Regions from separate parts of the Mus musculus genome. Here region 1 is linked to region 2. Evidence: chromatin loops called from intact Hi-C (ENCODE). Cell type or tissue: left cerebral cortex. All regions are shown on one strand. Each heading gives the region's core, and the rest is flanking DNA. Links, peaks and the distances in the headings are about the cores only.

Region 1 (16,495 bases), core at 4,033-12,032, 85 kb before region 2:
CAGGAGTCATCATCTAGAATGTCTCCGCCCCCTAAAATAATATTGTAGTTCAATTATGTAAATGGTACGCTAAGAAAACTATATCTCACAGACACTATTAAATACGTATATTCACACATCATTACACTAAGTAAGAATCCGGGAAGAAATTTAATATCCGGATACTTACCATATTATTCTATCTCCAAGAATAAAACTAGGTTATACAAGGCAAAAATACAATCTACTAACCTATATATACTTCCCATAACTCATATCTGATCTGGGGGAAATTATGATGTGAAATAAATACTTTTGACCTCATTAGCCGTTGTTATTTACAAAAGCCAGAAAAGAAGGTGTCACTTGGCCATTCCCTGTTGCCCTCTGAACGCAGCAGTTCCTCCAAAGTGTCCTTTAAAATGATAAATGGGGCCCCCGCGTTCACCAGCAGTCTCTGGGTGCTGCGAAATGCCTTCCTAAAAATACAGTCTTATCAGAGGTCTTGGAAGGCGTGGAGTTAAAACTACAGCAAATGGCCTTGAGCTCGTATTTGCACACAGCCCTGGAGAAACCAGAAATAGCACTGAGGCCAGGATTGTTAAAATGTGATAGGGCTATATTTAGAAAGACGTACATTTCTTTTAGGGTAAAAGACACACATTTGGCAAGCATGAGCTATGTCAAGGCTTAGTCGGTCGTCACTTTCCGGCTTAAAATATCCTTTAAAAGAACCAACAAAACCCCTGTTGATGGTGACATTCTTCAACGCTGAGATTGCCCTACTTTCTTTGTGGCAAGATTATAAAATCACGTAATTAGCTCCCTTTCTATGCTCAACAGCCAGCAAATTCGGCAGTTACATAACCTCACATTTCCAGGAATCTAGTAATGATTTGTCTTGTGGTGTCTTAAAAAAAAAAAAAAAAAAGCCAATGACGATAAGGTGAGAAAAAAAAAAAAGAAAGAAAGAAAAAGAAAGGCTGATGAAACGCATCGCATTCCAGTTGGGAAAAGTGGGGAGGCAAACGTCACAATGGCTCGTCCGGGTTTTAAAAATAACACCTCGGAACATTTAAGGAGCCCCCCCTCCCCCGCGCGCATTAGTGTCCAAGACTAGGATTTCTTCTTTCTTAATAATGAACTCCATAGAATCGTTTTTTAAAATATGCGTATTTGGGACGATACAGAGGTACCAATAAGGATCTAATAGCCAACGCTGCGCTAAAATGACCAAATCATTGCACACAAATCACACGCGCACATTCTCACATCAGTTCGTCCTCGGTGCCCACGTTTCATCGCTGGCCCATTATGCAATGTAAGAAAGGACACATCCCTCCACCTTCCCGAGGGCTCGTAAAACACGGTGACGACAAACGGGTTGGAAAACGTCGGTGCCGACACAGCGCCTGACACAAACAAACGCCGCGCAGGCATCTCCGATTGCCGTCACCGTTGGTACTCCCAATCCTCCTAAGCAAATCAAGACTCAACCCTCCCCTTAGCTGGCCCGGATTGGGGACTAGCGCGGAGAGACCCCGGAGAGCAGGGCAAGTCGTCTGGCTGCTAAAAGGATCGGCCTCCACTCCGCCTCCACGGCGCGCTCTTCGCCACCGAAACATCAATTTTCCTGAAATCCGGAGACATTATGCAATAGCGGGGAGGAGGAGGGAGCGCGCGGCAGCCCGGGCTACGTGCGGGCGCCAGGGCGCTGCAATCAAAGCAGCTACCTTAAGGTGGCGAGTCCCCCCTCCTGCCAAGGCAGCAAAAGTTTATGTAATGCATGCCCCGCGCACACTCGCCGCCTCCCGCCAGCCCTGCGCCGCGCCCGCACGCATCCCGCGCCCTACGCCCGCCGGCCGCGCGCTCCAAGAGCGGGCACGGAGCAGAGCAGGGCCCCCGGGGCCGCCGGTGGGCGGAGCGCTTACCGTGGTTCTGCTCCCTGGTCCGTGAGGGGGAAAAGAAAGGGCGGCTGTAACCGGGCTGGCGGCGCCGGGGCGCGATTCAAGCTCCGCCGGGCCCTCAGCGGGCGGTGGCGAGGGCGCGGCGCGGGAGACGAGCGGGCGCGCCGGGTCCGCGGGCGCCGTGGCCGCGCCGAGAGATGTGTGTTAGTAGGTCAGTTCCGAGCGCCGCGCTACGTCGCCGCCCGCCAGCCCCGCCGTGACGGGCGGCGGCCGCCCCAATCGCCGCGCCCGCGCCCGCCCCCGGCCCGCCGCCACTGGCCGCGCCGACAGGGGCGGGCTCCCCACCGCCCCGCCCCGCCCCGCCCCGTCCTCTCCGCCGCGGCGCCACTGGCAGTCCGCGTCCTTCTCTGGCCGCGGCCGCAGCTGCTACCCGCTGTCCGTGGGGACCCAGGCCGAGCGCTATGTTGCGCAACGGGACGCACCGCGGAGCAACCCGAGGCACGCCTAAGAGGAGCCCAGGACCCTTTTGCCCATTGCCGGCCGCGCCCTCCGGGTCGCTGCGCTCGCTCCGTGGTGCCAGCACCTTTTTTTGTTTGTTTGTTTCCCGGAGAGCCACAGAGGGCCGGGCTACCTGTTGCCAATAGAACCCCGGGTGAGGGCTATGGGGACACGGGCGTGGCGGGGACCTTGGCCTCCTTGTGCCCACGGTCCCCTCTGAGACCGGGAAAGGGGCGCGGCAGCCGGGCTACTGAAATGTCCCGCTCCTCTCCCGGGCAGCGCCGCAACGGTAACACAAACAGCGCTCCCGACACAATTAGGGCGAAGACGACCCCTACAAAGTTGTTGCGTAACACGGTTGGGAAACCAAGCTAGACCCGGTTGGTCTGTGTCCCCGACCACGTGGAGAGGTGGCGGCTGTCTCCGAGGACCTGAGAGTCCGCGGCCTCGGTGTCCCCGGCTGGGAAACCTACCCGCTTTCGGTGCTCGGGCTAGAGCAAGCCACGGAGGGCATTCCCCAAGCATCTTGAACTGGTAGTTCTCCTCTCCTTTCGGTTCTCAGTGAACACGCCAGCCAGCCCCCACCCCACCCCCCTTTCCCCAATTCCTGGGATGTACAAAAGACATAAGGAAATGGGAGACAGAGCATCTGGTGGCATGTTCTTAAGTCAGTCATCGGGTTGGCTATTGTAAAGGAACGTGGCAAACACTCCCCGCGTTTACAGACACGTAAGATTATAGCCGGCCTTGGCAAAGGGAGCCATATTCCTGACAGTGACGCACGCGCTTGCCCAAATACGGAATGTGGCAGGTGGCAAGGTCCTTGAGCTCGGACTGTGGGACCTGGGCTCGAATGATTCCCTCACTCAACCCCCTCCTTTCTCATTTTTCAAAGAAAGCAAACCCCAAAATAAAGAGTGAGTGTGCGGGACCCCCACCCGGAACATCTCACCAAGTGGATCTCTTTCCATTTACTCAAGACACACAGTAGTAACTCCACAAATAATCTCCGAGGCACATCCAGTGGTGATTTAAATGCCATTCACCGTTGGACTTTTGGACGCCTTCACAGGGCAATAATGATGGAGTCTAGCTGGTAAAATACCCCTTAACCAATAAAGCCCCCATAGCACAGATACGCAATAGAGGATAAATCTCCTTTCACGGGTGCTGATCAGTTCAGGGAACACCCCCTCCCCCCTTTACACTTTGTTTGTTTGGATTTTTTTTTGTTTTTTGTTTTGTTTTTTTCCGAAGAACTAACTACCTTGATGTAAACGAATCTTGATTTGGTTAATCGGTTCCACTTTTCTCGAATTTACTGATGTCATAGGATCCCTAAGTAGGTAGAATCGGGGAATAGCGTTTTCACAAAAAAAAAAAAAAAAAAAAAAAAAAAAAAAAAAAAAAAATTGAACTTGCCTGACTCACCCAAGGCTGACAGCGGAAGAACGGACTGCTGTGACCCACGAAGCTGTTCTTTATACTGAATTTTGAAATCTGATGCCTGTCTTCATTCCCGGGGGCAGTTTACATTGCGCCTCCACCACATTTATGCTTCCGTCATTGTCATCTAACTTGGAAATCAGAGGAAGTGTGAAAGATGTCTCTGATATCAACTTGGAAAACAACTCATTCGCGCCCCCTGGTGCTTAAAAACAGCTCAACAAGGTGATGGAGGCTCGGTCTCCAGGACCCGGGTGATGATGCGTCCGGTGTTACACCCTGGGGGTCCACCTAGTGGGCAAGTGCTTGCAATTAATTGAACTAGAAGAAAATTGAAACATAACCCTGGGGTGGGAGAATTTCCCCCAAGTCTCCAGTGTGCTGATTACTGAACAGGCTGTAAGTAGGGTCTCCCGAATAGGGAGATGGTGGAGGACTTTAATTGAAGTATGACTTTCAAACGAGTTTTTTGCGGAAGTGCTGGGGCTTGAACCCTGGACTGCTACGTGCTAAGCAAGTGCTTTATCGGTATCCTACCTTCGCAACCAAACTCAAAACGTTCTTACTCTAAGTGGCTGGTTTGTTTCAGAGCGGGAATTGGGTTTGGATGCAGGAGCCAAAGAGAGATGATCTAGACCAGAAAGCATTTAAGAATCGCTTTGTGTTTATACACTGCTGTAGCACACTTTGAGCAGCCAATATAAGAGGTGTAAGCTGAGAGCAGGTGGAGGATGTGGCTCTCTCTGAGAAAAATTTCAGGGCGTGTCCAGCTGGAGGGTCGAGAGTACGCTGATGTACGCAACCCGAGGGTTTTTTCTTTCACAGCGCCCGGCATCGAACTCAGGTCTAAGCCTGGTTACACGACTTCAGCCCAGTGTCCAGAAGCTCTTGGCTTGGGCCTTGATACATACACCTAGTATTTTATGGGGGTTCAGGAGGTGAGCCACCCTTGGACTCTGTCACGAAGAGAAAATGCCTTCACTGTTACAATACCAGATCAGGGGGACTGTGGCTCCAAGTTTTCAAAAGGTGACATTAAAAATACCTCGTGTGTGTGTTATGTATGTATATGAGTGTGAGAAATATCCTGCTTTTCGATGTTGGCAAGGAATTAATTTTCTTTAAAAGTGATGGCTTAGTGGAGAAAGGCACTTGCCACCAAGCCTGACACCTGAGTTTGAGCTCTGGTGGAAGGGGGTAACTGAGACATTAAAGCTGTCCCCATAACCTCCGTATGTGCACTATGGTGTAGGTTTGAGTGGACGCACACATACAACACATCATAAATAAAAGATAAATAAATGTAATGTATTTTAAAATAAATAAAACACTTTACTAATTGTAGCTCAGTTGGTAAAGTGCTTGCCTAGCATGCGCAGACGCCTGGGTCCAATTCCCAGAAGGAGATGAAACAGACTTGGTAGTACACGTCTGTCATCCGAGCACCCAGGAGGTGCAGGCAGCAGGATCAGACATTCAGTCATTTTCAGTTGTAACATCAGCCTCTGCCATGTGAGACTGTTTATGACTGATTGACTGGATAAATGGCTGAATGCATGAATGAATGAATGAATGAATGGTCAAATGACTGGCTGAAAGAATGAATGAATTGGTCTAGGACTTATCTGGATGGAATCTAGAGATGGAAAAATGAAGTCCTGTGGATATGGCTGGAAGGACAGTCACAGGCTAATGACAAGCCAAGCCTACAGCTCTCACTCTCTCTGCTCTGTATACCAGATGTCTGAATTTCTCTGTGGAAATGTTTCATTCGCTATGCACCCTTTGATGACCCCACCCCTTATTTGGTGGCCATGGCCAATGGGAGCACTCACTACCTACCACTGTACTGTGCTTATTGACCATCTAGTACCTCTTATTTGTCTTTAATTTTTAAAAGATTTATTTATTTTTATTTTATGCATGAGTGCATATTATTGTCTGCATGTATGTTCATGCACCACATGTGTGCCTGGTGCCTACAGAAGCCATAAGAGGACATTCAATCCCCTGGGACTGGAGTTACAGCTGCTTGTGAGCTGCCATGTGGGTCTGATAATTAAAACCCAGGTCCCCTGGAAGAGCAGTCAGTACCCTTAATTGGTAAGCCACTTCTTTAGCCCCATCTCATGTCTTTTTTTTTTTTTTTTTTTTTAAGACAGGGTTTCTCTGTGTAGTCTTGGCTGTCCTGGCATTAGCTCTGTAAACTGGCCTGGCCTTGAACTCACAGAGCTCTGCCTGCCTCTGCCTCCTGAGCGCTGGGCTTAAAAGTGGGCGGATGCTCCCACTGCTCTGCTCCATCCTGTATCTTTTAATTACAATCTGCAGAGCAGAAGAGCAGACAGCTCCTAGATTTCACAGTAGGGGCCGGCAGTCTAGGATGGGACTTCAGCTTTGACTTTTGGACTCCTTCATCCCACCAGGCATTGGCTCCTTTCAAGCTGGAGTAGGAAGTTTAGAGATCGCTGCTGTCCCCTAGCCCCACCCCCTCCTCTCCTGCCAGGCTCTTGCTGTGCAGTTCCTTCATCCATACTTACAAAAAAAAAAAAATATTCTTGGCCTAATTCTCCAAAAACTGATTTGGCAGTTTTGTTTTGGGGGAAGAAATTGAGTAATAAAAGAGGGTCAAATACCGCTCCCCAGAGAAGGGATGGCTTTAATGCACAGGAGCCGGTAGTTGAAATAGCTCTGCCCAAGCTAAGAAAGAAAAGTCTCTACACTGCTCACAGGTTTGCCCCAGAGGAGAGCCGCTGAGGGTTCGAAGGCATTTCAAAGGCTTTCCAAATGACTCAGGGATGTGTTGTAAGCACAGTATTGCAAAAAACGGAAGCATGTCTTCAAATTCAGCCGCACACGGTGTACATGTCAGGCACTGAGTGTCCCTCTGCTCATTCAAATTCAACAGGAGATGTAGGTGTTGGTGTAGGAGGAAGGGAGACAGGCCACGAGGTGGCAAGAGTCGGGGGGGCTCCATTAAAAACGGTCAGGATGGGGTGGGGGGGGCTCCATTAAATATGGTCAGGACTTTGGAAGCAGCTGATAGCATCCATTGCAAAACATGGTTGATGGAGCAAGCCTTGCGGCAGCCGTTGACAACCAAAACAGAGCTAGCTGGCTTTCAAAGATGTGAAATCTACAATTGTGAAACATGTCCTAGCGAAAACCATTTTACTAAGAACAAGAGATGACACATCCACTCTGCCATACAACTCAGACCAAGAAGGTGCAAAGCTTATCTAAACGCTCTGCCCAGAGTGCTTTACTGGAAGAAGATATGGCTGCCAACCAGAAGCCTGGATTCTAGAACATTCTGTACTCCAGTCTCATCTAGGGGATCATTCAAGTCTCTGAAGGCCTGCTCCCTCCTCCAGCCCAGAGGGAGTAGAAGTAGGCAGAAGTGATCCTGGAGCTTCAGTCCCTGCCAAGGTATAGTTAGGGAGATCGAAGAGGTGGGCTTTGCAGAGAGGCTACTCCAGGGGGAGCCTCCTCCTTCAAACTCTTCACGGTGCCTCTGTCTAACACTGCACAACGACAGACTCAGATGAAATTGTCTTCTGTAGTTGGTTTTCAGGGAGTTCTGACGAATACTCTGTCTGGCAAAGGCTCTTAGAAGCCAGGAAGCCGGGTGCTTGACCACACTTCTGGTCTTCTGAGAAGTTTCCAGTTTCATCAGCTCTGAGCAACTCTGCAGAAGTGCTCAGGGTTCAGCTGTTGCTGCATGAAGACAATCACGTATGCTACAGTCACACACGTGCACACACACACACACTCAGGGGCATCAGCTGCAGACAATCACACCTGCCACAATCTGTCGATCTCTCTGTCTGTCTCTCTGTCTCTCTCTGTCTGTCTGTCTGTCTCTCTCTCTCTCTCTCTCTCTCTCTCTCTCACACACACACACACACACACACACACACATACACTCAGGGGCATCAGCTGCAGACAGTCACACCTGCTACAGTCACGCACACAATTAGGGACATCTTATCAGGCCGTGTACTGTCAGAGTGATGGAAAAAATCAGGCTCTGGCTATCACCAAAGGATGCTGCGACAGGGCCCACTGGTGGCTACAGAAATGGAAATCCCTGTCTTCAGCTCAACTCCCTGACCCCACTGACAGTACTATTGCTGAGATAGGCTTTCCTCCATGGCTTTCTGCCTCAGTTTCCCTTCTTGGTAGTCATTTATGATAATAATATCAATTGCAGGATGTTTTTCGAGAATACAGTGGCTGATGTTACCCTTGCTTAGGAAGGGGCTTGCAGCACAGACTGGCATGTGTTAGGTTCCCACCCTCAGCTCCCTCAAAGCTCAGCGTGGGGTTGGAGGGGCCGCTTATTTGGTAGAGTGCTGGTCTGTAACGCCTGAGGCCTTGGCTTGATCCCGGGCACTGAAACAAACCGCTGCCTGCGATGGTTCACACTTGAAATCCCAGCACTCAGGAGGTAGAGGCAGGAGGAGCTAGAATTCAAAGTCACCCTTGCTAGAGAGGGAGTTCTAGGTCAGCTTGGGTGAGAGATCTTGTTTAGACAGATAGCATCCAGTCTCCTCAAGGAAACTGTATCTTCAACCAGGACATGCGTACACATACAATTACAGGTGTGTGTGTGTGTGTGTGTGTGTGAGAGAGAGAGAGAGAGAGAGAGAGAGCAGACTGACTAGACATGAACAGTAAATTCTATTACTGCCAGTCCCCTTCAATTCCCCTGAACCAGTGAGCATTCATAACAAGAAATTTTCACCCTAGAGGTAAATGGGGGGGTAATAGGTTACTAATTCTTCCACATATTGAGCTCCTGTTAGGTCTTGGGCATTCCTGGGCATTGTACAAGGTCTAATACCTGCTGTAGACAATGACATCATTCTCTTGCCACTTCGTTTCATGTGGCCAAGACAGGTCCATAGAGACTAGTGGGAGAATGCAGGGGATGCTGGCTTAAGAGCAAACCAGATCGCTCTCACAGTGTGATAACAGTCACTTAAAAGCCCAGTCTATGTTCTGATAGATCCTCGGAGGAGAGAGCCTTCATTCCATGGCAGTGAGCAGACGCACTTCTTGAAGGGGAGGGATTTGTCTCAAGTTTTGGAAGTGGCTGAGATATCATGGCCAGTACTGGGGAGAAAGAGAGAGCTATGAGGCTCACAGAGAACTTGTTGGGAATGCTGAGGGTGATGGGAGGGGTGGACAGGGCTGATCCAGTCCCTGGAGAACAGAGGCACACATGAAATGAAATGGCAAATATAAGAGAGAATGACGTCATTGTCTGCAGCAGGTATTAGACCTTGTCCAAGGTCTGAATGGGCAAGTCACATGGGAAAGCCAGTGGCTTTGGGAGCACATTTTACAGCAGGGCTGTGTGAGGCACATTTGCTGATTTGTTTAGTTGTTCTGAGACAGAGTCTCATGTAACATGATGTCTGCTGGCCTTGAACTTTTGATCCCCACTGCTCCTGCTGCCCACATGCTGGGATTACAGGTGTGAGCTATGTCACCTGGCTGACGCAGTGCTGAGGAAAACCCAGGGCCTCATATACGACAGATAAGCCCTTTAGCATCTGGACTTTATTTTATTTTAAAATATTAAGTGTGTGTGTGTGTGTGTGTGTGTGTGTGTGTGTGTGTGTGTGTGTGCATGCTCGTGCGCCCATCCATCAGGTGCTATGACATTGGCATAGAGGTTCCAGGAGAGCTTGTGGGAGTTGACTCTTTTTCTCTACTGTCTGGGTGCTGTGACTTGAACTTAGATCATCGGGGTTGATGATGCACCTTTAGCCACTGCATCATCTCACTGGTCCCTACCTGAGCATTTTAATGATGAATGTTGACTACACAGTAAGAACCCGTGGAGTGGCTCTGAGGTTGGAGCTCTGTGGTAGAATGCTTGCCTAGCGTGTACAGGGAGGGCCCTGGATTCCACCGCTGACACCAGAGAACAAATAACAGAAACACTGTAGGGACTTAGCTGGGACTCCTGAAGCCTCAATTTCCCCATCAGAGGAGCTGTACAGTAGAGCCTTGCACACTGTGCCTGTGCTTCAGTTTCATCTGCACAGGGGTTGTGGTAAGGAACTGCCCAGGAAGCAATAACATGCTTACACCCTAACAGGGCATCCCACATAACGAGGACTCCCGTCCTTTGCCACTCCACAAAGAGGTAGATGGGTGTCAGAGGAAGAAGGCTCAGTTCTGGAGTTGCGCATTGCTGGAGCGGAGAAGCTCTGGTAGGAAGCCATCTTGACTGGAGACAGAGTCGTGGCCCAGGTAGTACTGCCATCTCAATGTGCATCGTCCTGTCGGCTCATGGTTCTGCACACTCGATCTCCAGCTAGTGGCCGTGCTTCGGAAAGTTGTGGGACCTTTAGGAAGGGGAGCCTTGCTGGAGGAAGTGGGGTGCCGTGGGTGGGCCTTGAGGTTTACTAGCGCAGGTCCATTTCCGTTTCACTCTCTCTGCTTCCTGACTACAGAGCAGATATGACCACAGCCCCCCAGGCTCCTGCCGTCCGTCATGCATTCCCGCCATGCATTCCTGCCACGGTGGACTGTATTCTCTAAAACCGAGTCCCAAAAGGAATGTTTGCTTCTTTAAACTGTGTATTGTCCGGCATTCTGTCGTGGTAACAAGAAAAGTAACTAAAGTAAGTTGGCCAAAGCTGAGACCACAGGGACCACAGGGACCTCCCCCATCAACCACTAAATACGAAAATGCCCAACACCCAGATCTTTTGGAGGAATTTTCCCAGTTGTGGTTTCCTCCTTTCAGATGATTCCAGCTTGTGTCAAGTTGTCAAAAAACTAGCCAGGACACTTGGGCTGTGTCAAGTTCCTCCATGCCTCTCCCTGAACCCCTTAGGTCAAGCAATCCCGAGCCTTCACACCTGCCCTCTGAGGGCAGCCATCTTGGAACCTTAACCTCGTGAATCACTACCCGCCCTGCTGACTCTGGCTGGCCTCACTCCGGCTTTCCTGCTACAGCAAGCTGGATGTTATAGGTCCCGTAGAAGACAGGGCACTTCCTGGGCAACTGGTGTTCCCAGGGACCACAGAGCATCACCAGGCAGTGAGAGACAGAAGCCAGCATGTTAAGTGTCACCTTACAGGGTCTGGCAGGGTGGAAAACCGGGCCCTGTGTCTTTGGAAGGTGTAGTGAGCAAGGTACCAAATCCTGTCCTCCTTGCAGCTCTAGAATCAGACTTCCCTTCTGAAGTCTTCTTCAGACTTCTGACTCGAGCTCCCATTTCTAGGAAACCCAGGCCCAACCAATTTTTTTTCCCACTCTTTCTGAAAACACAGATGTCAAACTCAGCTCTATTCTGGAAAATAAATTTCCTGATAAGAAATCCTTCACCGCAAGCAGCAAACAGCACGAGGTCATTCATTCTTGCAGGGAATCGCTGTCAGTGCTAGGGAACTCCTTCCTGACGTGGGAAAACCGACACATTACAAGAACTTTACTTACTTTCTTTCAGCTCTGAACTCTGCTGTTCAGAGGCAAGGCTGAGAGTGCTGTGGGCCCAGCTCAGGAATGGGGGTGGGGCAGGCACAAGAAGAAACCTGAGATTCACCAGCCAGCCAGTCTAGCCAGCAAGCTTCACGTTGGATGATAGATTGTCTCAAAATATAGGGCCAAGAACAATTGAAGAAGACACCTGTGGTGACTTCCGGCCTCCGCATGAGCACGCCCAGGTGTCTGCACCCACACTTACTTGTACCTGCATACTCATGTGCACATACGTGTACCCCCAGCCCCCACACACATTAAAGAAAAAGAGGTGGAGCTGAAAAGACGTGTTTCATAAAGCACAAATGACAAGACGCTGGAGAGGGGCTTTTGTTTTTGGTTGTGGTAATTTGACGGGGCAGGGCAGTAGTAAAATGAGATTGTGTACATATTTTAATGTGAAACAGGAAGGTCTGTACAGTGCAGACCAGACCAGAGAAACTTTCTTGTTAGTAAAAATCATCTATTCCTACTATTGGCTATTTGAAGCACAATTTTTAAATGTCTTTTGGATCCTTTTGTGGTGTGTGTGTGTGTGTGTGTGTGTGTGTGTGTGTATTCACCTGAAGCAACATTGGAACGTGCTAATCTAATTGCATCTAATTGATGGGATGTCTCAAGACTTATTCAAAGTGTTCTGTGTCAGGAGGAATGTTAGCTAACAGTGTCCAGACCAAGAGCTCGAGTGTACACTTTCACAAATTTGAATTTGTTCTGAATTTGGTTCTATGGCCTGGCACTTGAAAGAAAGAAAGAAAGAAAAAAAGAAAGAAAGAAAGAAAGAAAGAAAGAAAGAAAGAAAGGAAGGAAGGAAGAGAAAAGAGAAAAGAGAAAAGAGAAAAAACAAAAAGAAAAGGAAAAGGAAAAGGAAAATGTTATTTTATTGTTTCCAGATCGTGGGCATAGTTTTATCCCAACAGGAAAGGGGAATCCTGACTCATGCATTTATTTTCATAGACTTTTTTTTAAATATTTATTTTAACTTTAAAGTTGTGTGTGTGTGTGTGTTTGTGAGGGGTGTGTGCTTATAAATACAGGTGCCTTTAGAGGCCAGAAGAAGACATGAAGCTGCCCTAGGGGCTGGAGTTACAAGCTGCTACGAGCTGTCTGTGGGCTTCGAACCAATCAAACCTAAGTCTTTTGTAGGAGCAGTAAGCTCTCTTAAGCACTTGAGTCATTTCCTCAGCCTGGAGCCTCAATATAGTCCCCCCTCCCTCTCTCTGTACAAGTGTAACAAGGAAATAGTAAAGACCTCCATATTTTTGGGAAAACAAACATGAAATCAGCAATCGCCTGATAGCCCTTTGAAGACAGACAGCAACCAGTGCGATGAGAAAGGAAGAAAGGAACGACAGGACTCCTATGATGGTGTCTCTTCATGCACGCAGGATATTGAAATGTACCCAGGGGGAGCTCAGGTGTGGAGCTGAATGCCAGGTTGAATGCAGAAATTTTCTGATGTCAGAAAGGTGTTTGTTGGAGAATGGCTAAGGCATGCATCCCATGGTTGCTGTTATGTGACCACAACAAACAGCTGGGACCCTTCTCTGAAGTGGGAGCTTCTGGTTTGCTGGGAAAGTCCGTTATGTCAAATGATGTTTTTCTGGGGCACACGGGTGAAAGGATGCTTTATGAGCCCACAAACAGTGGGAGATGCGCACTGAGCACTGGTTTGGTCTGCTCCACCTCACTATTCTTTGATAACAACACGCATGTATCTGTTCGCCTTACATAGTGTTGTTGAGCTCCACATGTGTTAATGTCTGGCAAGCCTTGTGGTTTCTTCAGGATTGAACCCAACTGCTAGTTCACATGTGGCATTGATCTGCTGAGAGGACTGGACTGCAGCTGCTGGTTCTTGTGTGGTGTCTGCCTGCCTAGGGGGACTGCTGTGCAGCTGCTGAGTCGTATTTGGTGTTTGCTATGGGACTGAACTATTGGCAAAGATTGAGCTCGCCCCCCAAAGAACTATTGCTAAACAGGTCCACTTCTCCTATATCCCAATAACTTATCTCTTCCACTACCTCTGGTGGGTAGTGGGCAAGAGGAGAGGCTCAACATTTATTAAAAGTAGGTTGCAAAAATATGTATGCCTATCCAGTTTCTTCTACACATCTGGAACCTCAGGCATCCCACCCCTAGAAGACTTTGGTGAGGATGTCAGGACTGGAAGTCACGGCGGTTCAACTCGTCCAACACCCAACTCTAAGTTCATTCATAAGTCTGTATCTACCCTGGGCTTTGAAGATTTCTGCAGATTTGTCCTGAGGAAAGTGGCAAGGTGCTTACTGGTCAGGCTCAGGCTAAAGAGATGTCATAGAAGCTGTAGGGGGTGCCTGTGTTCCCTTCTGTATTGAAAACATGTGTGAGGCTGGGATCTCAGCATCCATTGTGACAGGCAGAACCAGCGGATGCTCTCAGTGCATACAACCACCAGCTTCTCGGGTAGAGTGGTGTTTTGTGACCTTCAGAATTTTATCTGTGTTTACACAAGTCAAGTAACACAAATACTGCATCTGTTGCCTTGGTAATGTTTCTAATTTTTAAATTTTATTTACGCATTCTCATTGTATCTAAGAGCACGTAGCATGTATTCTGATGCCTTCAGGGGCATTGCACCGCTGGACCTGGAGTTATGGGTGTCTGGGAGCCACCTGGTACGGATGTCAGGAACTGAACACAGACCCTGTACAAGAGCAGCAAGTATTTTTAACCTTTGGGCCATTGCCACCTCAACCCATGCCCAAGCAGTGTTTAATGAATGGTAGCTTTTATTATAGGTTCAGATATCTTTGAACGTTTTAAATATAGTCAGGGAGATATGTTATTTGTAAAGATGAAAACTATTATGGTGAGTGCCACATCAAATGGAAAAGTCAAACTAATTTATGCAAAGGAAGGAGGGACAGAGATGGGGACGCAGGGGATGGTGCTAGTGACATAAGCCACTTGATTTTGCTCAAACACGAGTCTGAGCCCAGGAACCCACATAAAGATGGAAGAACCAACTGGACAAAGTTGCCCCCTGACCTCCACACGTGGGTTGTGGCACATGTGCCTGCACCCACGTCATGCACACACATACACACAATAGTAATATAACACTTTTTAAAGAAGTGATTAAGCATTGAATAGTGACATGAAAATAGGATCATAAATGAAGAGATTGAGCAGATTGTGGGTAAAAAGGACCACTGTTCTAGAGATAACGACTATACTGAAGTGTCACTGAGCCTTTCCACCAGCTTACAAACATTTAACTAAAACAGCACTATGTTGTAGAAGGAACTGGCAGTGAGGCTCAGTGGCAGGTATATTCTAAGCATGAGTCCTGGAATTCAGGACCTCAAAATACAAACACACACACACACACACACACACACACACACACACACACGGAGTTGGAAAGGAAGTGAAGATTAACAAAACAGAATAGGTATTCTAGAAATAGGTTGAATAGGTTAATGCATAAAATAACATATACGATAATAAATATCATTATTGAAATCAGGGGCTGTAAGGATGGCCCAGTGGTTAGGAGAGTTCACTGCTCTTGAAAAGGACCTGAGTTTGGTTGCCAGCACCGGTGAGGCAGCTCACAACACCCTGTAACTCCAGTTCTGGGCAATCTGATGCCCTCTTCTGGTCTCTGCTGGCTACTGCATGTGCATGGCACACATAAACACATGTGGACACACACACACATGCATATCCATTTTAAAAATGAAATATTTAAAAAATAATCATTAAAATCAAAGGGCACATCAGCTGGGGCCTTATGTGGGAAGCAGATGTTAATGTGGGCATCGTGTTTGAAGGTGATCTTTGTTGGGCTTGGTCATTGTGAACACCTGTGACTGTGCTAGGCAACCATTGGCCACTCTTCTGATGGCTCCACAGTTGCCACTAATGTTTGCGGTAAACGGGAAGCGTAGTCAGAAACTCGCTGGTTCAGGAATCTGGACCATGGAGCTCAGAGCTGGGCACCGGGATTGTGACTCACACAACAATGTTGCCCCTCACACTGCTCCTTATGGACCCCCCAAGCCACGTGTTTTGAGTTCCCTCACAAGCCGTACTGTGCAGGAGCCACAGGGCAGAGGGAGATGACTCACTCCTGCCTCCTAAGCCTTTCACAAATGCATCCTAGCTGTGACTGCTGTCAGATCACAGGGCCTCAGGCTCAGGAGAGCCTGGAAGAGTCCTTAGCATGTCAGTTTTCTCAGATCACTGAGAGATCTGCGGCAGGGTATCTATCAACACAGAGACAAACTCATCCTGTCTGGACCATTGGCTAGACTCTTACCTCATTCCAAACAGAAAAATACTCCCACAAGTTAAAGATTGAAGAGACCAAATTACACATGAAGTTTCTAAACCAAACCAAGGGAAGCCAGATGTGAACTCTAGGCCAGGGTGTGATAGTGAAACTGGAGCTCTACGAGAAAGATAAACAAACTTGAGCAAGTAAAGTCAACTGGCTTTTGTCCGATTGAGTTGTTAAAAGCTGCAGCAGGAGGGATGGCTCAGCAGTTAAGAAAGCTTGCTGCTCTTGTGCAGGACCTAGTTTCAATTGAACCACTCACAATTGTCTGTAACTTCAGTCTGGGCATCTGACACCCTCTTCTGGCCTTCACAGGTACACACACACACACACACACACAAATAAAAATTACCATAATTCTTAATTGTTAAAATGAACACTTGAGGGAGATTACAACTTTACTTCTAGACAAAAGGTTAACATTCTCATGGTGGAAAATATGTTAACATATTTGTTAAGTGCAATATATTGGTAGACCCACAAGAGTAAGAAGGTATCCGGCATCAAATTCAGTAAATGATACAAATTAATTAAGTTTGGAAAAGGTCAAGTTCAAAGAACTTTGAAGGATATATGGAAACAGAGCAACTTCATTAATAATGGAAACATGGAAGTAAAACAAGGTGTTTGAAAAATAATTTTATTTTTAATATTTACATATGTATGTATGTATGTATTTATGTGTGTGTGTTCCTGCCACATATGTGTGCATGCCCATAGATGCCAGAAGAGGGAGCTGGATCCCCTGGAGCTGGAGTTACAGGCAGTTGTGAGCTACTTGATATGCATGCTTAGAACTGAACTCAGCCCTCCTAGCCACTGAGCCCTGTCTCCTGCTCT
Region 2 (16,495 bases), core at 5,544-13,543:
AAGAAGAAGAGAAGGAGGAGGAGGGAGAGGAGGAAGAAGAGGAAGAAGAGGAGGAGGAGGAGGAGGAAGAGGAGGAGGAGGAGGGAGAAGAAGAAGAAGAATCAGCCCAATTTGTGTTGCCTATATAATCACTGGAGCATGGCCAAACTCCCAGTGGCTAGCCCCTTAAAGAAAACTGAGTCCTTCCCACCCAAAACCCTTCCAGAAGCCATCAATTGTGGAGAGCTATGCTTCAGCATCACTATCACAATTTTAAAGAGTTCTCTTCAATGGCTTTCTGTCTAGGCTGTTACTGTGGGGCAGGGGTGGAGGAGGTAGGGGTTGTTATGGAAGACTTCTTTGTCCCTCTTTCTCAACCGTGAGTCTGCAGTCATCGACAGCACAGCAAAAGAAGCTTCCTTTTCCTTCCTTGTCATCAGGAGCCCGGGTCACAGGCTTCCAAATGGTTTCTGGTGACATCACAGACCGCAGACATCCACGTGGTCTCCAGTGTCAGCATGCGCCACAGACCTCAGCATGGTCTCTGGTGGCAGTACAGACCACGGACATAAACACAGCCCTCAGTGATAGCACAGGCCACAGGCACCATTATAACCCTCAGTGACAGCACAGGCCAAGGACCACATGGCTTCAGGTGGCACACAGACCATGGGTTGTGTGGTGTGGCTTTTAGAGATAATGTGAGCCACTGATACAGCATGGCTCCCAGGTGCAGTGGGACCATGGACTTAGACATGGTCTTCGTCAGCAGCATAGACCATGGACAAGAAGATGAAGGCCCAGTTCTTACATCGTGTATTTTGAGAGCCTATTTTAGGTTCATTTATGTTGCAATTGCTGTTTTCTGCTATTTTCACCATTTCATCATTATATACTGTCCCCATCTTGTGAGATTTCTTGCAGCAAGGTCTAGTTTGTAAGATAGGAACATAACTGAGAGCGTTCACATTGTCCCTTTTCTGTGTGGTGTACTTCCAGCCATCCTTTGTCACCAGCTCCCCTCTCTGTGATTCCTGCTGGGTCTGTGATCAGTGACCAGCAGGCAGTCAGATATTGGTGTCTGCCCAACCCTCTAACGTGCTTTCTGGAGTAAGACAGAAAGAAAAAGGTCTGAGGCCCAGCGGTTGCTCAGGGGACACTTCCTCAAGTGGCACATTTTCTGTCCCCTGCCCCCATCCAATGCCTCAATTAGTTCTTCCACCTCCAGCATCTGCCTCGGTTGGTTTCCAGAAGCATCATCCTTGCCTCATTCTTGACACAAGGCAGCATACCTGAAGGGAAAGTGGAGAGGGTAGCCTGGACTCCTGTTCCACATACCGACACAATCCTGACAGTGCTCTTACTCGCTGAGCCATCTTACCAGCCCCAAGGTACAAAATTTAAATCTAGCATTTGAATATATAGTATCACCAGACCAACCTACTACACACACACACACACACATATCTGTGTGTGTGTGTGTGTGTGTATATATATATACTCCTTCATGCACAGATGCATATTCACAAATACACACACAGAGAGAGAGAGAGAGAGAGAGAGAGAGAGAGAGAGAGAGAGAGAAGAGAAGAGAAGAGAAGAGAAGAGAAGAGAAGAGAAGAGAAGAGAAGAGAAGAGAAGAGAAGAGAAGAGAAGAGATCCTTTAGCATGAGAGCCATCCATCAGGACCTGTGCAGGCCGGGGCACAGCTGAGCTGTCTGCAGCAGCAGCAGCAGGATGAGGGGCAGATGCAAACGTTTCTTGGCAACAAGTCTGGAAATCCACACCCATCCTCCTCCTGACTTGATTGACACAAGTAGGTGCCAAGTCTTAAGGGCAAGTTTCAACACTTGCGTGCTGCCCTAGGACTTGCCAGAGACCCTTTGGCCTAGAGTCACCCCTCTGGCCCCTTGGCATTAGGTAATGGTGGTCCCAGGGCATCAGGTAATGAATGGGGGTCCCCAGGATCCACTGGTGAGCTCCTCACTCCCAGAGGGCTCATCACTTCCCAGTGATGCTCAGTTGGCAGAAACCACTTCTCATTAGGAGCCAAAGTCCTCAGCAGGCATCCAGGACTGACTCCAATGGCATCCTGGCAAGCCTCCCACTTATGACTAGGGTTCACCAGGCAGAAAGTGCCAAAGGGACTCAGAACCCCCATGAGCCACACTAAGTCTTCATATAGCGAGCAACCCAATCTGGAAGGTTCATGTAGACATGCCCAGAGGCTTTTTCCCCAGTGTGCATCCCTATGAAGTTGCTAGGTGACAATGTTTCCTGGGGAGATGGAACACACACGTGTCACTCATCCCAGAAATGGAGCCTGTAGCCGATCAAAGAGTGATTATACCAATGTCCAATATAGGAAACCAATGAGGATTTGTGGGGAGGGGTGGCGGGGTATGGTTATTAAAAGCCCTGTGGGTGAGAGGTTACCTACAAGGAGAAGGAATAACACAAAAGCTGCTGCTTCCCCAGAAAGTCCACGCCAACGTGGCGCCAACTCTCAAACCGCAGCCACAGGAAGCTCTCTACACAGGCAGCGTGCAGGCAACTCCCCAGCCAGAACCTGTCTTTCCACAGTTAGTGGAGTCAGAGTCTCCAAGAGTGTTTACTCTCGTTATGTGGCTGGGGAGAGAACCTCAAGAATCTTTCGGGTTTCTCTTCTTCCAGACAGTGACCTTTTGTTCCCCTCACCAGCCTGTCGAGCCTCCTCTCCCTCCGGAGAAAAGTGTTTCAACTTAGAGTAGAGGTTCTCAAGAAGGTCGTGACCATTATGTGACAGTCGTAACAGTAACAAAATTACAGTTATGAAGTAGCAGTGAAAAGAATTGTATGGTTGGAGGAAGGACATCCAGACCTGAGGAGCTGTATTAAAGGGTCACAGCGGGAGGAAGGGTGAGAACCACTGTAAGTTGGACTGGAAGAAGCGTGTCACACAACCCAAGCTGTCAGAGAAGACCAAAACCACAGCAGGGGGCAGAACTCTGCTCCTCCTTTAGAGGTTGTCTTAGTTGGTTATGTTTCTAGTACTGTGATAAAACGCCACGACCAAAAGCACCATGAAGAAGAAAGGCCTTATTTCCTGTTGTCCATCATCCGGAAGGAAGTCAGGGCAGAAGCTTAAGGCAGGAGCCTGGAGGCAGGAGCTGATGCAGAGGCCATGGAGGGGTGCTGCCTACTGGCTTGCTTTCCACGGTTTGCTCAGCTTGCTTTCTTATAGAGCCCAGGACCACCAACCCAGGGGTGGCATTGCTCACAGTGAGCAGGGCCTGCATTCACATCTACCATCCAGAAAATTTACTACAGACTCAGCCTTTGGCCAGTCTGGTGGGGGCATTTTCCCGAGGTTCTCTCTTTCAAAATGAGTCTAGCCGGTGTCAGGTTGACATAAAACGAGCCAGCACACAGGTTAAAGACTGTGTCCTTGAGCACAGACAGGAAACTGACAAAGAAGAAAACTTTATTTGGCTCATAGTTCTTGTATGTAATGAGGGTGACAAGTGACAAATCAAATCAGAAAGGCAAAGAACAAATGTGAAAAGTGTGTGTGTGTGTGTGTGTGTGTGTGAGCACATGTGTGCGTGTGTGGACATTTGTGTGCCCATGTGTGCATGCATGTGTGTGCACATGTGTGCATGCATGTGTGTGCGTTTGTGTACACAATCAGTAATGAGTACTGCGAGGCCAACTACTCACAACCAAAACAACTGATCTAATTCCAAGGGACAGGCATTCATTTCTCTGAACCTGCCCCACCTCTTAGTCCTGCCATGACAGATTTCCACATGAGCATTGGTGGGAGAGGCAAAAACATACCAACCTCAGCATGTGTTATGATTGACAGGTGCCAAAGAGATGTAACTTTATTTGGGGAATGATCTCATCTTAATAAGAAATTGAAGTCATCACTTAAGCTCTTAATTATTCTGTGTGTCGCTTGCCTCTACTCTCTTGGGTTCCATGGTACTCCTCTGGGTAGTTCCATGCCAGACAGTAAGCACCCCACTGTTGGGGTGCTTTTTCAGCAGCTGCCTCATATGCCTGACCCCAAGGAGCATCAGGTGCAGGGGAAATCTGGGTTTCTCTCCTGGGTCTCCTGGGTCTCCTGACAGTGGAGGAGGCTCTCCGACTCCAAACACTGGCTTCTCTTATTGCCAATGCTACACAAATTAGGTGCAAGCGTACCTTCTAGGAAGTTCTGGACTTGGTCCTACAGAGCACAAATCCCAGAGGACTGCACATAGGTCCTACTGGGTCCCACCATCAGCTCTTGGGTCCTTGTGAGCCTCATTCTGCTCTCCATGTAATCTTTAGCTGACATCCCTGCTAACCTTGTTTCTATAATGAAACAGTCACCATTTTATCATGTCTACTGGTGTAGGATCCCCATCTTAACCCTTGCCAACTCCCTCTACGTCACTCTAAGATCTCAAGCTTCCAGCCAGACTGCCAGGCTCACTACCTCTTTCCCATTTCTCAGCTCCGGCTGCTTCCAACTGTCATCTCTAAATGATGACCTTGGGCTCAGACCCCAGCATCTGTTCCCACCCCTTGCTCATGATTTCCCAGTCTTCAGAGCTCTCTCTTGCTGATCTGGTGTTCTGACTCTTGCCTATCCATACCTTTCCCTTACAGATTCTACAAAACCTGTCTCAGCAAAAAAGGACCACACCATCTGGGGCATTGTCAAATGCCACATGGTTACTGCTTGAGCGAGCATCCTCAAGAAAGATGAGGGAGCCAGGAAGATAGCTCACTGGGTAAAAGTGCTTACTATGGAAGTCTTATGGCCTGAGTTTGATCTCCTGAACCCATATTAAAAAAAGAAAAAAAGGCAGATGCAGCAGACCACATCTGTAATTCCACCATTCCCGTGACAAAGGTTGAAGAAGGTAGAGAAAGGAATGTTATCTAGAAGCTTGTGGGCCAGCTAGCTCAGTGTAGAGAGCAACAAAGAAACAAGAGAGATCCCACCTCAAAACCTCCTAAAAATGGCCCTCTTGAGTCCCATATACGTGCTGAGATATGTGTGCTCTTGAACTCACATACGCAGGCCATCCACATGCCACACACCCTCCCGCAGGCACGCTCAAAATGAAATTAGACAAAATAACTCAAGGATGGCAGCTACCTCTGAATTTGGCTGGAGGCAGGAGAGGGTGGTGGCCTTGCCTCTGGGCTCGGCTCTGCCGAGTTCACCACATAGATTGGGTCAGGAGGCCATGAGTCTTCGGAACATTTGCTGAAGACTGGGCCATGACGGCCGGGCTTTGTCGAGCGTGCTCACACACCTGACTTTCTTACTTGGCCGGGTTAAGTTTCTTGCTGCCAACTTGGATGACGGCCCAAGGGCAGCTGCCTGGAAGAGGGAGGCGTTGTGAGCTGCTTCCACTCTGACCTTATTGTCACCTTGTTCTAAGCAGGCCTGCATGGCCTGCCAAAAAAAAAAAAAAAAAAAAAAAAACTAAATCAAAACATGTGAGTTCTTTAGAGCAAAGTTCAAACTAAGGAAGCCAGAACTAAGTTCCCACTGTCTCTCGCAGTGCCACCGTGCAGGGTGTTGACACAATTATAGTGGCAATGTGAGAGTCTTCCGGTCTTTATGTCTTAAAATTAGTGAATGGTAAAGGATCGGGGCTTCGAGTATCGTTTTATGCCTGAGATGAAATTGCCTTTAGGACAGGGTCACTTTCGAGAGACCCAGAACTGGACAGCAGCTCCATTTGTGTTCACTCCCTGTGACATGCATTGCCATAATTATTCCTGAGAGCAGCCCATGGGGAGTAATGCTACTTTAATGTCTTTTGTTGTTGGAGGCCAGCGAGCAAAGGTCGCACAGCCGCCATGTCAGCAGCGGAGTCAGGGCTCCCAGGGTGATGGGATTAACTGTTCCCTGCAGCCTCCACACTGAGGGCCCAACTCTTGCTGTGGTGTTAAGAAGAGCTTCAGGGGTCAGAGGTCAGTTCTGTATTGTAGCCTGGAAAGTGCCAGAAGCCTCAGGACTGGGAGCAGTCCTCGAAACAGAGCCCCACTCCACCCATTTCTCGGCCTATCGGCACAGGATACTGTCCCATCTGTAAAGTAAGGCCAGTGCTCCAACCTGCACCTCATATAGCAGATGTCAAGGGTTCATACCTGCAGAGTACCTTAGCCCATTCCTGGGACACAGGAAGGCTGAGGAACTGCTAGCTGCCACGCTTCATCAAGAGACAGATGTGGTTTCATTGTGAAGGACTTGTCTCTGATGGGCAGAATCACAGCGAGCGATCTCAACAGGGGCTTCTTATAGTCAAGGTTACCCTCCTGGGTTTGGAGCTGCATGCGAGGTGCTGCTTCGGGAGATACTGTGTCATCTTGTCTCATCCTCCGCGTTTCTCTGAAGCAACTCCCAGAACAAACAGAGCAGTGTTGCTAGCCAACACTGACAGGCGGTCCAGTGGCTTTCTTCTAGATGACGTCCTTCCCACTCCCGATATTTCTTTGGAATGAAACACACCTGGCTGTTTCCCAGAGCCAATTCGGACAGGCTCCCTGCGTGTCTTCTGCACGTAGGCTTTTAATGGTGCCTGTGCTGGACAGGCGCTGTTTGAGCAAGTCTCTGCAGAATGTGGAGCGGAGACTCGAGCCAGCACAGAGCTCCACAGAGAGCTTTGATGTGGGTAGCTTCTGTCAGAGAGACCGAGTAGACCCTCCCACAGACTGTCGGCAGCCTGCCCCCTGCATCTCCACAAGGCCAGCTCCGCACGACAGACCGAGTTCTCCACTTTGTACACGCCCAGCCCGGCTCCGCACTCTGCAGGAACCTGTCTTGGCTCATCACTCTCCCTTGGCATCATGGCCCTCAGAACTCTCTGGAAGCGAGGCTGAAGAGTGATGAAAGATGTGAATTCTGTTATTAAAGCTCAACAAAAGGGTTTCCCTGCTAACAAAGAACAATTTCATACAAGAAACAGATGAACACATCTGAAGTCAGCTCTTGGGGCTCAGGGTGTAGCTCAGTAGTAGAGAGCTTACCTAGCGTGCCCAAGGCCCTGGGGGTGAGCCCCAGCACTGAAAAAATTACATAAACAGCTCCCAAAGGCACCCCACATTACAGTGCATCCTAGGAAAGACCAGATTCTATGCAAAATCTTCTAGGAACAGCTAGAACATCGCTGCTCTGCACATAGTGACTCTTGGTGACAGCTAGCACATCGCTGCTCTGTACTTAGTGACTCTTGGGCACGGGTTCTTTAGGAGTCTTTTTCCCAGTCAACTACGACACGGAGGCTGAACGCACCCTCCATCCAACCAGACATTGCCTGTTCACACAGCACTGCATCCATCCCCAGCCCTGTCAGCCCTGTCTGGTATTTCCCGGCACTTCCTCACGGTGTGTACAGTGGATGTGTACAGTGGGGTTAGTCTGTAGAGGGTTCAGAACCATCTTCAGTGTCAGCCGCCCACCAGGCTTCTAAAAGCAGGTCTTCTACAGGTGCAAGCATCCCTAAGTGTTTATGTCAACCTCCCAGAGCAAGGTCTGAGCCACTTGGGAAATGATCTATGCATGAGGTGGATGGCTCTGGTAAGCTTGTAGTTGCTAGAAAAAGGTGTATCCTGTTTATGGATTAGCCTTTTCCGTGCACAATGCTTCCTCCTAAACCACCATCCGTGTACATAGAAAATGTTTTATCCACCATCGCGTGTTCCACACAGCAGTGCTCTTGACCAAAGGACTCACTTTCAGCCAAGAAATGGACAACGGTCCCATGCTCATGGAATCCACTACTCTTAACATGTCCCCCACCGTCCTGAAGCATCTAGCTTGATAGAATTTCCCTTTTGGGTCACTAGGGGGGATAGTGAGTGGAACCATTCCCACCCACATCTCTTGATTCCCGAATCCGTGGATCCTGGCTATGGGAGAAATCATACCATACACTTTATTCAGAGAACATAGTACCTTCTGGACCCTGATTCAAAGCATATCCCACCTTCTGGGGGACCCTGCCTCAGCCCCACCAACCACTGCTTCTTAATTGGCACTTTAACTGTGACTTCAAAAGGCCACTCCACCATTTTGTTAGTGTTCTTAGTTTTACTTGAATGTATACGTGTTTGTCTCTGAATCTATGTCACGGTTGGAGGTCTGTGTGCTCATAAAGGCCAGAAAAGGGTGCCAGAGGCCCTAGAGTCACACAGGCACTTGTGAACCATCCAGTGACGGTACTGAGAAGCGACCCAGGGTCCTTTGGAAAAATAGCAGGCCTTCTTAACTGCTAAGCCATGTCCCTAAGCCATGCAAGAACCTTTTTTGCATTAGATTTTTCTCATCACTGGGACAAAATGCCTGAGCGGAATACTCTCTTCAGGGGAAGGGTTAGCCCCAAGGCTTCAGAGTTCCCAACCCAGCACAGGAGGAGAGTGGTACAGCCTAGAGGCAGCGAGCGAGCACACCAGCACCAGTGGCTTCTCCTGTTCTCCGTTACTGTCACCCATGTCGCCAGCCTGAGGGAAGGAACCACTGATTTGCAGGGTGTGTCTTCCCTTATCTGAATCCACCAGCACAGAGGCACGGCCTAAGCGCGTCTCAATCCTATCAAGACTCACCACCACGCACTGCACAAAATAAAAATTAGGTAAAGATTGAAAATTTAAAGGGGGGGGGGGGAGAGGAAAGCATCATCCAAGTAAATGGTTCTTGTGGGTCAAGCCCAGGGCTGGGCACACTCTAGCCAAACACTTCATTACTGTGCTGTGTCCCAGACCAGACCCACAGTTAAAGAGGACTGGGTTGCTTCATTCTAATGTCTACAAACCTCTGGGATTCAAGTAAGGGAAGAGTCTAGCCCGGTGTTGAGGCAGTGAAGGGTGACTAAGCACACCAAGTAAGCATCCAGACATGTTTTGCAAGGCTTCAAGCAGAAGGTGACCCTTGTCACCTGCCTCTGGTGGCAGAGCTATGGAGTCTCGGGGGGAAGGGAAAACTTCAATCGTGTTCTGCTTGGAGTCCACAGCCCACTCGACCCTTTCAGGAACATATCTGTGGTCCAGCATGTGCTAGATTGTGGGAGGCTCTGAGTTTGATTCTTAACACGGCAGATGAAGGAAACCCAAATCTGAACAAAGCCAAACCTCTCACATTTTATTAACACATCACATCCACTCACATAGACATGAACTACAGTCCAAAGAAGCTGTTTATATCCTTAACATATTGTTTTTGTACTCCGTGGTTAGGGTAGATGGATTAAGAGAGCAGATTGTGCCATTTTTATCAACTATAGAATCAATAGTGACAGCTAAAATCAAAGGAACATGTATTACACTTAGTGTTAAGATGTAGCATAAATATGTATAGAAAATTAAAAGATTGAACATTTCAAGGGATGAAAGCATCCTAACGTATGGCTGTTAAAGAGAAGAGCCATTGTCTGGGTGTGGTGACATGTGCCTGTGATACCAGATTCCCAGGGGGTTGAGACAGGAGAATTGCTTGCCAGGAGTTTGAGACTAGCTTGGGTGGTATGTCGATGATGATGATGGTGATGATGGTGGTGATGATGATGATGATGATATGAGGAGGAGGAGGATGGTGGTGATGTAATGGTGATGATGGTGGTGATGATGATGATGATGATGATATGAGGAGGAGGAGGAGCAGGATGGTGGTGATGTAATGGTGATGATGGTGATGATGGTGATGATGGTGATGATGATGATGATGATGAGGAGGAGGAGGAGGCTTTCAGTGAGGCTGAAGCTCAATGGCAGATAGCATGCTCAGGCATGAAAGGCCTTATACATGATCAAAAGCACCCCAAAGAAGGCGACAAACCAGTTCTTTTTTTCGTGTCCACTCACCCTTTTGCCTTCGTCTCAGGATGGTCAGCGCCTCATCCTCCACCCCAGCACACATCTCTGAGGGCTCCACATAAGTAAAGACTTCCCTGTGCTGGGTTTTCTTCTTGCTGTGTCCCCACAGTCTTCTCAGCTGCAAAGACTCCATGAGGCATGAACACACTCCTCACAGCCTGCCCCTGGTTTTCTGTGCTGGGTCCAGCCTTGCTCCAGATCGAGAGGACAAGTCACACCACCAAAGCGCTCCAGACGCTGAAGCAGCACCTTGTACTGGCTGGTTGTGTGTGCCAACTTGACACAAGATGGAGTTATCACAGAGAAAGGAGCCTCCCTTGAGGAAATGCCTCCATGAGATCCAGCTGTAAGGCATTTTCTCAATTAGTGATCAAGGGGAGAGGGCCCACTGTGGGTGGTGCTGTCCCTGGGCTGGTGGTCCTGGGTTCTATAAGAGAGCAAGCTGAGCAAGCCAGGGGAAGCAAGACTAAGTAACACCAGTTCATGGCCTCTGCATCAGCACCTGCCTCCAAGTTCCTGCCCTGTGTGAGTTCCAGGCCTGACTTTCTTTGGTGCTGAACAGCAATGTGAAAGCGTAAGCTGAATAAACCCTTTCCTCCACCCCCCCTTACTTCTTGGTCATGGAGTTTGTGTAGGATTAGAAAAATAGAAACCCTAACTAAGAGAACCCCTTTCTCCAAGCAGGCTCCTAGAATCCTTGCTCTTGCCTTCAAAGACCACAGATTTCACTTCACACACCTCTTTCTTTGTTCCTCCCCATGCACATTTGTGTGGACACATGTGGGCTTGTGTCCCAAGTCCTTACTTGTGACTGAGCTGGGGCCCCACACTCAGTATGTGCTCCACCAAGGTTCAGCTCTGAGGATGGGGCAGTGCCTTGGTTACTGTAGGGTGTGACAGTGTCTTGGTTACTGTAGCACATGTGGGACCTCACACTATGCTCTGAAGAAGCTTCCTGTCGGCACAGGTCTGTTGAAGGATTAGTGTCTGTCCCCTGCGTTGTAGAAAGTCACAAGGAAGGTTGATTAATGTGAGGAGAACACAAAGAAGCAGAGGACACTGTGGGATGTACAATGGAGATCAAGAGTCACCTAGGGTGTATTGCAGCAGTTAGAGGAAGAGGACCCATGCCTAACAGAGAAACTGGAGGAGATACAAGACGTGTGCGTGTGTGTGTGTGTGTGTGTGTGTGTGTGTGTGTGCGCGCACACACGCATGTGCCTACCCTCTGCTCTAGGTCACGTTTTTAAGTCTAGGGACCTCAGCTCTGTGTCACCATTTTCCTTACCTGCAATCCACTGAGTCTGCTGTTTTCCTCCACGCAGGGTGACATGCAAAGGAGCTTTCTGAGACATAGCCAGAGTTCCTTCTCAGATATTGCCAATCTTACACACACACACACACACACACACACACACACACACACACACACATACATCACCAGGGGTGGAGGGAGTGTGGGTTATGCCCTCTTCTGAAGACTATTATTCAATCCTATGCTAGATTTTTATCTTTCAAAATGAGAAATTTGGGGGTTTGTCCAATTCCTTTATTTTAAAATTTTCATTTTGAAATAATCCTGAACTTAAAAAAATGACAGGGCAGGAGAGATGGCTCAATGGTTAAGAGCACTTGCTGCTTTTATACAAGACCCAGGTTCAGTTGCCAGCACCCACATGGCAGTTCACAACCTCTGTAACTCAAATTCCAGGGCCTCTAACGCCCTCTTCTGGCTTTGGTGGACACTGGGCACATGCATGGTGCACCTACATACATATAGATAAAACACTCATACGGATTGAGAAATAAATCTTTTTAAAAATTTAAGTTGCAAAAGTAGTAGAGCAAATTTCTGTATCTAGCCTTCACTAGTCCCTAATTAAATTATAAGCCTCCAGGGCATGTAACTCTTAATATCCTATCTTTATTAATTCATTGGCATTTCATATAATGTATTTGATCATATTCATCTTCCTCTCCTCCCTCTAAATGCAACCTTATCTCCCAACTTCCACAGCCTATACCTCCAGCTTCATGTTCTCTTCCTCCCTCTTTTTTTAAAAAAAGTGACCCATTGAGTTTGGTTGTACCGCTGATATACTCCTGGGAGTACATCCATCTATCACACACATATCTATCTATAGCACAGTCAACCTGCCAACAACGACACCACTAAATAAAACTGACCCTTCTTCTCCCAGAAGCCACAGCTGTGTCTAGTTCCTCAGTAAGAGCTGGGCCGCTAAGCCTTCTCACTATTAACTATTAAATACTCTCTAAAAATTCATAATGCATTCTCAGAACAAGATGCTCCCCACAAGACAAGAATAATGTGACATTTCACAATGTTTTCTGAATAATTTCCCTTTCTGAAGGAAACCATAAAATGAGATTATTAAAGTTTTATTTCCCCGAGGTATTCTGCCAATCTTTGTTTACAACATCTAAGAAAAACCCACCTATGAATTATTTATCCATCTATATTGATGCATTCACATCTGAACAGCCCAGTGGGCCTCCGTCCTTCACTTGGGCACTATGGGCTTCACCCATGGGATTCTGGGTCACCAGTGACTCACTAAGTGGACTGGGTAAACACATAATCTAATTAGGAAACGCTGCAGTAGAGACCAGTCCTGATTTATCTCAGTGTCAGGACAGAAAGCAAAGCCCCAACTTTTTCCTACTTACTATTGAAAACTGGCTCTTTTAATTTAGAGATACTTGGTGCAGCCCCGAGGGCTCACGTGGTGGGTTCTGCTCCTTTTTTCTGTTACAACTGAGCTCAGCCCTCTTGAGATCAGCCCAGCAGACCCCGTAGAGAGGCTGCTCCCCACATCAAGAGGGGTGGGGAATGCAAGCTGGCTTCTGGGTGGCTCACTGGAAAATAGACTCATTTCTTAGTCAAACCTCTGATGAGCAGCCAGCTGGTTGTCACTGGAGAGCCTCACAGGGGACCCACAGGACAATACAATTCTCCTGACCCACAAACACTTTGAGACAACAGAGAGGGGTTATTCTGACCTGCTCAATTTGAACCTAGAGGGAGAAAATGGATAAAACGGTTCAAGACCTGAAAACGGAAATAGAAGCAATAAAGAAAACACAAACTTAGGGAATTCTGAAAATGAAAAAAAATCAGGAATCCGAACAGGAACTACAGAGGCGAGCTTCACCAACAGAATGCAAGAGATAGAAGAGAGAATCTCAGGCATTGGAGATACAATAGAAGAAATGGGTACATTGGACAAAGAAAATGTTATATATATATATATATATATATATGACACAAAATATCCAGGAAATGTGGGACAGTACTAAGACCAAACTTAACAACAATAGGTGTAGAGGAAGGGGAAGAAACTCATCTCAAAGCCCCAGAAAATGTATTCAATAAAATCATAGAAGAAAAATTTCCTAACCTAGAGGAGGAGATACTTATAGACATACAAGAAGCATACAGAACACCAAATATATTGGTCCAGAAAAAGATAATAATAATAATAATAATAATAATCAAATAGTAATAATCAAATAGTTTAATAATAAACTAAAAATATAGACCAAAAAAGAATATTAAAAGCGTCAAGGGGAGGAGGTGCCTAGGCCCACAGAGACTCAATGTACCAGAGTGAGGGATGGCCAGGGAAGCTCCTACCTGTTCAGAGAAGCGGAGGGAGTGGGAGGAAGGATTGTGAAGGAGGTGAAGGGTGCAATGAGCAGGATGTAAAGTGAACAAGTTAATAATGATGATGATGGTGATAATGATGTTATAGTGTATCTATTTTTACATTTAAAAAAATAATAAAGAATTCTCAAAAGATGAAAGAAAAAGCTTCAAGGGAAAAAAGACCAAGTAACATATAAAGGCAGACTTATTAAAACTACACCTGACTTCACCTGACTTCTCAGTGGGGACTCTAAAAGCCAGAAGGGCCTGGGCAGATGTGCTGCAGACTTTAAGATGCCAGCCCAGACTATTATAGCCATAAAAACTTTCAATCACCATAGATAGAGAAAACAAGATTTTCCACGATAAAGTGAAATGTAAATAAATCCACAAATCCAGCCCTACAGAGGTCCTGGAAGGAAAACTCCAACCCAAAGAGGTTAACTACACACGTGAAAATGCAGGGACTAAGTAATCTCACACCAGCAAAGTAAAAGGAAATGGAGCACCCACCACCACCATTGAGGAATGTATAATCTAGGGCCTCAAAAATATCATTCATGAAGTCCAAGTATTAATAAAAAATCTAAGTTCACTGGATAGGAAGAACCAGAAAAGGGTGACAACATATGCTTTCAAGAAAAGCAAGTAGCCGGGCGTGGTGGCCCACGCCTTTAATCCCAGCACTCGGGAGGCAGAGGCAGGCAGATTTCTGAGTTCGAGGCCAGCCTGGTCTACAGAGCGAGTTCCAGGACAGCCAGGGCTACACAGAGAAACCCTGTCTCGAAAAACCAAAAAAAAAAAAAAAAAAAAAAAAAAAAGAAAAGAAAAAAAAAAAGAAAAAAAAAAGAAAAGAAAGAAAGAAAGAAAGAAAGAAAAGCAAGTGAAGGAGAGATCCAGTGGCCAGAAATATGGAGCAATCAACACAGTTTGCTTGGGACAGGAGTGTGTGTGGTGAGGGACTCCATACAAGGGCTGTGGTGTGAGCATCCCAGGGATCCTGAAGGACTCCCAGCAGCTACATGGGTGGATGCTGGACACAGGAAGAACCGAAGGACTGCTCCTGGGAGAGGAGGTGACAGTGGCCAAGGAGATGTTCAGCATCCAGGATCCTAACTCTGAAATCAGCAACAGTATTCTTCAGGGAGAGCAGCAGGTTCCGGGGGACTCAGCAGCCCCCCACAGGAACAAGGCAAGGTGTGGAACCCAACAGATTGAGGACGAAGCTGCATTAGTGGGAAGAATGACTGTCCAGTCGTTTAAATGCTGGGTTTCTGCGGCAGTGGGGCTGGGCTGGAGCCCTGGAGAGTTCACAGGTGATGGTGAGTTGGTTGGATTGTGTGTCTTGAAAGCAGAGCCTTAGCAAGCCAGGATGTCCGAGACCATGCAGTCGAGAGTAAGGAGCACAGCTTATGTCTAGGAATCCTACCACCTCATTGCAAAGAGCACTGTGTTGTTTTAAAAGAAAATTGAAGATTAATTAAAAATACTGCAGAAAACATACAGACAGGCAGAGCTTTGCCACACAATCATAAGCCCATAAAGCCCTCGGGGCAGTTCCCAGGCGGGGACACCCTGACCCTAAGAAGTTTAGGGCTTGAGAGGCACAGAGGACAGAGGAAACTCAATGGCGTCCTTCATTTAGATGTACAGGATTAGCCGAAGTAATGACCGTCTGCCGAAAAGAGGATTCTTTCATTTGGCGAATCAATACTTACAGGCACACTGGGGAAATTAAGCAGAGAAAACCGCATCACCCCAGTGCTGCTACCAGGATCATTCATGTCTCTGAATAGCAAATCGGGAGCTCCCCGAGTGGTTATAATTAAGCCACACACACTGCACGCTTACAAAGGAACGCTAAGTGTCAGCTCCTCTTCAGCTGAACACATGTGCACACTGATGTAAAGCAAGACCTTGGGACCAGTGACAGGAGATGGTGCGCCACAGCTCCTGTAGTTCGTGTTCATACGTGTGTGTGTGTGTGTACATATTTGCATGTGTACATGTGTGTATGCTCTTGCATGGTTTTGTGTATGTGTATTTGTGGGTATACATATATGCATATTAATGTGTCTATATCTGCTTATGCATGCCTCTCTCTGTGTGTACATATGTGTATGAACATGTGTGTGACTGTGTGTACATGTGTGTACCTGTATGCACATCAGGGCTTGCCCCGGTGCAAGCACTACCTTTCATTGCAACTAAAAGATATTATTAAATGAAAAACTTGAAATGAACCATCTGTACAGCAAAGTTAAGTAAGGTTCAGCTCACATAGCTGAGCAGATATGATGAGCTCACAGCCCTGCTTTGTCATCTGGCCACTTCCTCCCCTCGGGGTTACTGGTCCTCCATTGCTATTCTGCAATGCTGTTTATCCCTTTACTCCAGTCTCCTCCCCACACCCATAGCCTCGAGCTTTAGCAGTAACATTGCTGTCACTTTTGAAAATCGTCCCATCTTTGTGGGTATTATGAGCCATCATCCCTGTGTGTGTGTAAGTGTGTGTGTGTATGTGCATGTGTATGTGTGAATGAGTGTACATGTGTGAGAATGTGTGTGAGTGTGTGTGAGCCTGTGTGTGAGAGAGTATATGTTAGTGTGTATGTATGAATGTGTGAGTGTACATGTGAGTGTGTGGGTGTGAGTGTGTAAATATGTAAATGAGTGTGTGAGTGTAAATATGTATATAAGTATGTGAGTGTGTGGATATGTATGTGAGTGTGGTTGTGTGTGAGTATATGGATATGTGTGTGATTGTATGTGAGTGTGTGTGAATTTGTGAGTGTAGGCGTTAGTGTGTTTGAATGTGTGTTTAAGTGTGTGTGTGTGTGTGTGTGTGTGTGTGCGCATATGTGTTCAATGAGGTGAGGTGTCTTTCTCAATTGCTCTTCTATCTTACTTTTGAGACCAGGTCCCTCACTGAACCTGGATGGAGCTCAGTGGTTGAACAAGGTCACTGAGCACCAGGAATCCTGTCTC

The links. Hi-C counts contacts between places; a loop is a spot of excess contacts. Peaks named below come from ENCODE experiments on the same cell type or tissue, not always from the same donor. Only the 100,000 strongest peaks of a DNase experiment are listed, where the experiment ranks them.
Region 1: a loop joins it to region 2, with 3 times the contacts of the local background. A loop is called at or near these places in 3 of 42 quality-filtered maps.

The regions. Positions count from the first base shown.
Region 1 is chr13:52,978,951-52,995,445 of GRCm38, forward strand. It overlaps Gm33424 (a long non-coding RNA gene), which reads left to right and starts at 7,015. Exons shown (of 3, transcript XR_382381.4): 1 at 7,015-7,256. Nfil3 (nuclear factor, interleukin 3, regulated) reads right to left here and starts at 2,089. Exons shown (of 2, transcript NM_017373.3): 1 at 1,911-2,089. In left cerebral cortex, for the core only: a CTCF peak has its summit at 4,055 (motif pointing left); DNase peaks (open chromatin) are centred at 4,034 and 4,643.
Region 2 is chr13:53,062,818-53,079,312 of GRCm38, forward strand. No RefSeq gene overlaps it. Among named protein-coding and RNA genes, the nearest start is that of Gm33519, 53 kb to the left of the region's middle. In left cerebral cortex, for the core only: no CTCF peak of the experiment used is centred there; no DNase peak of the experiment used is centred there.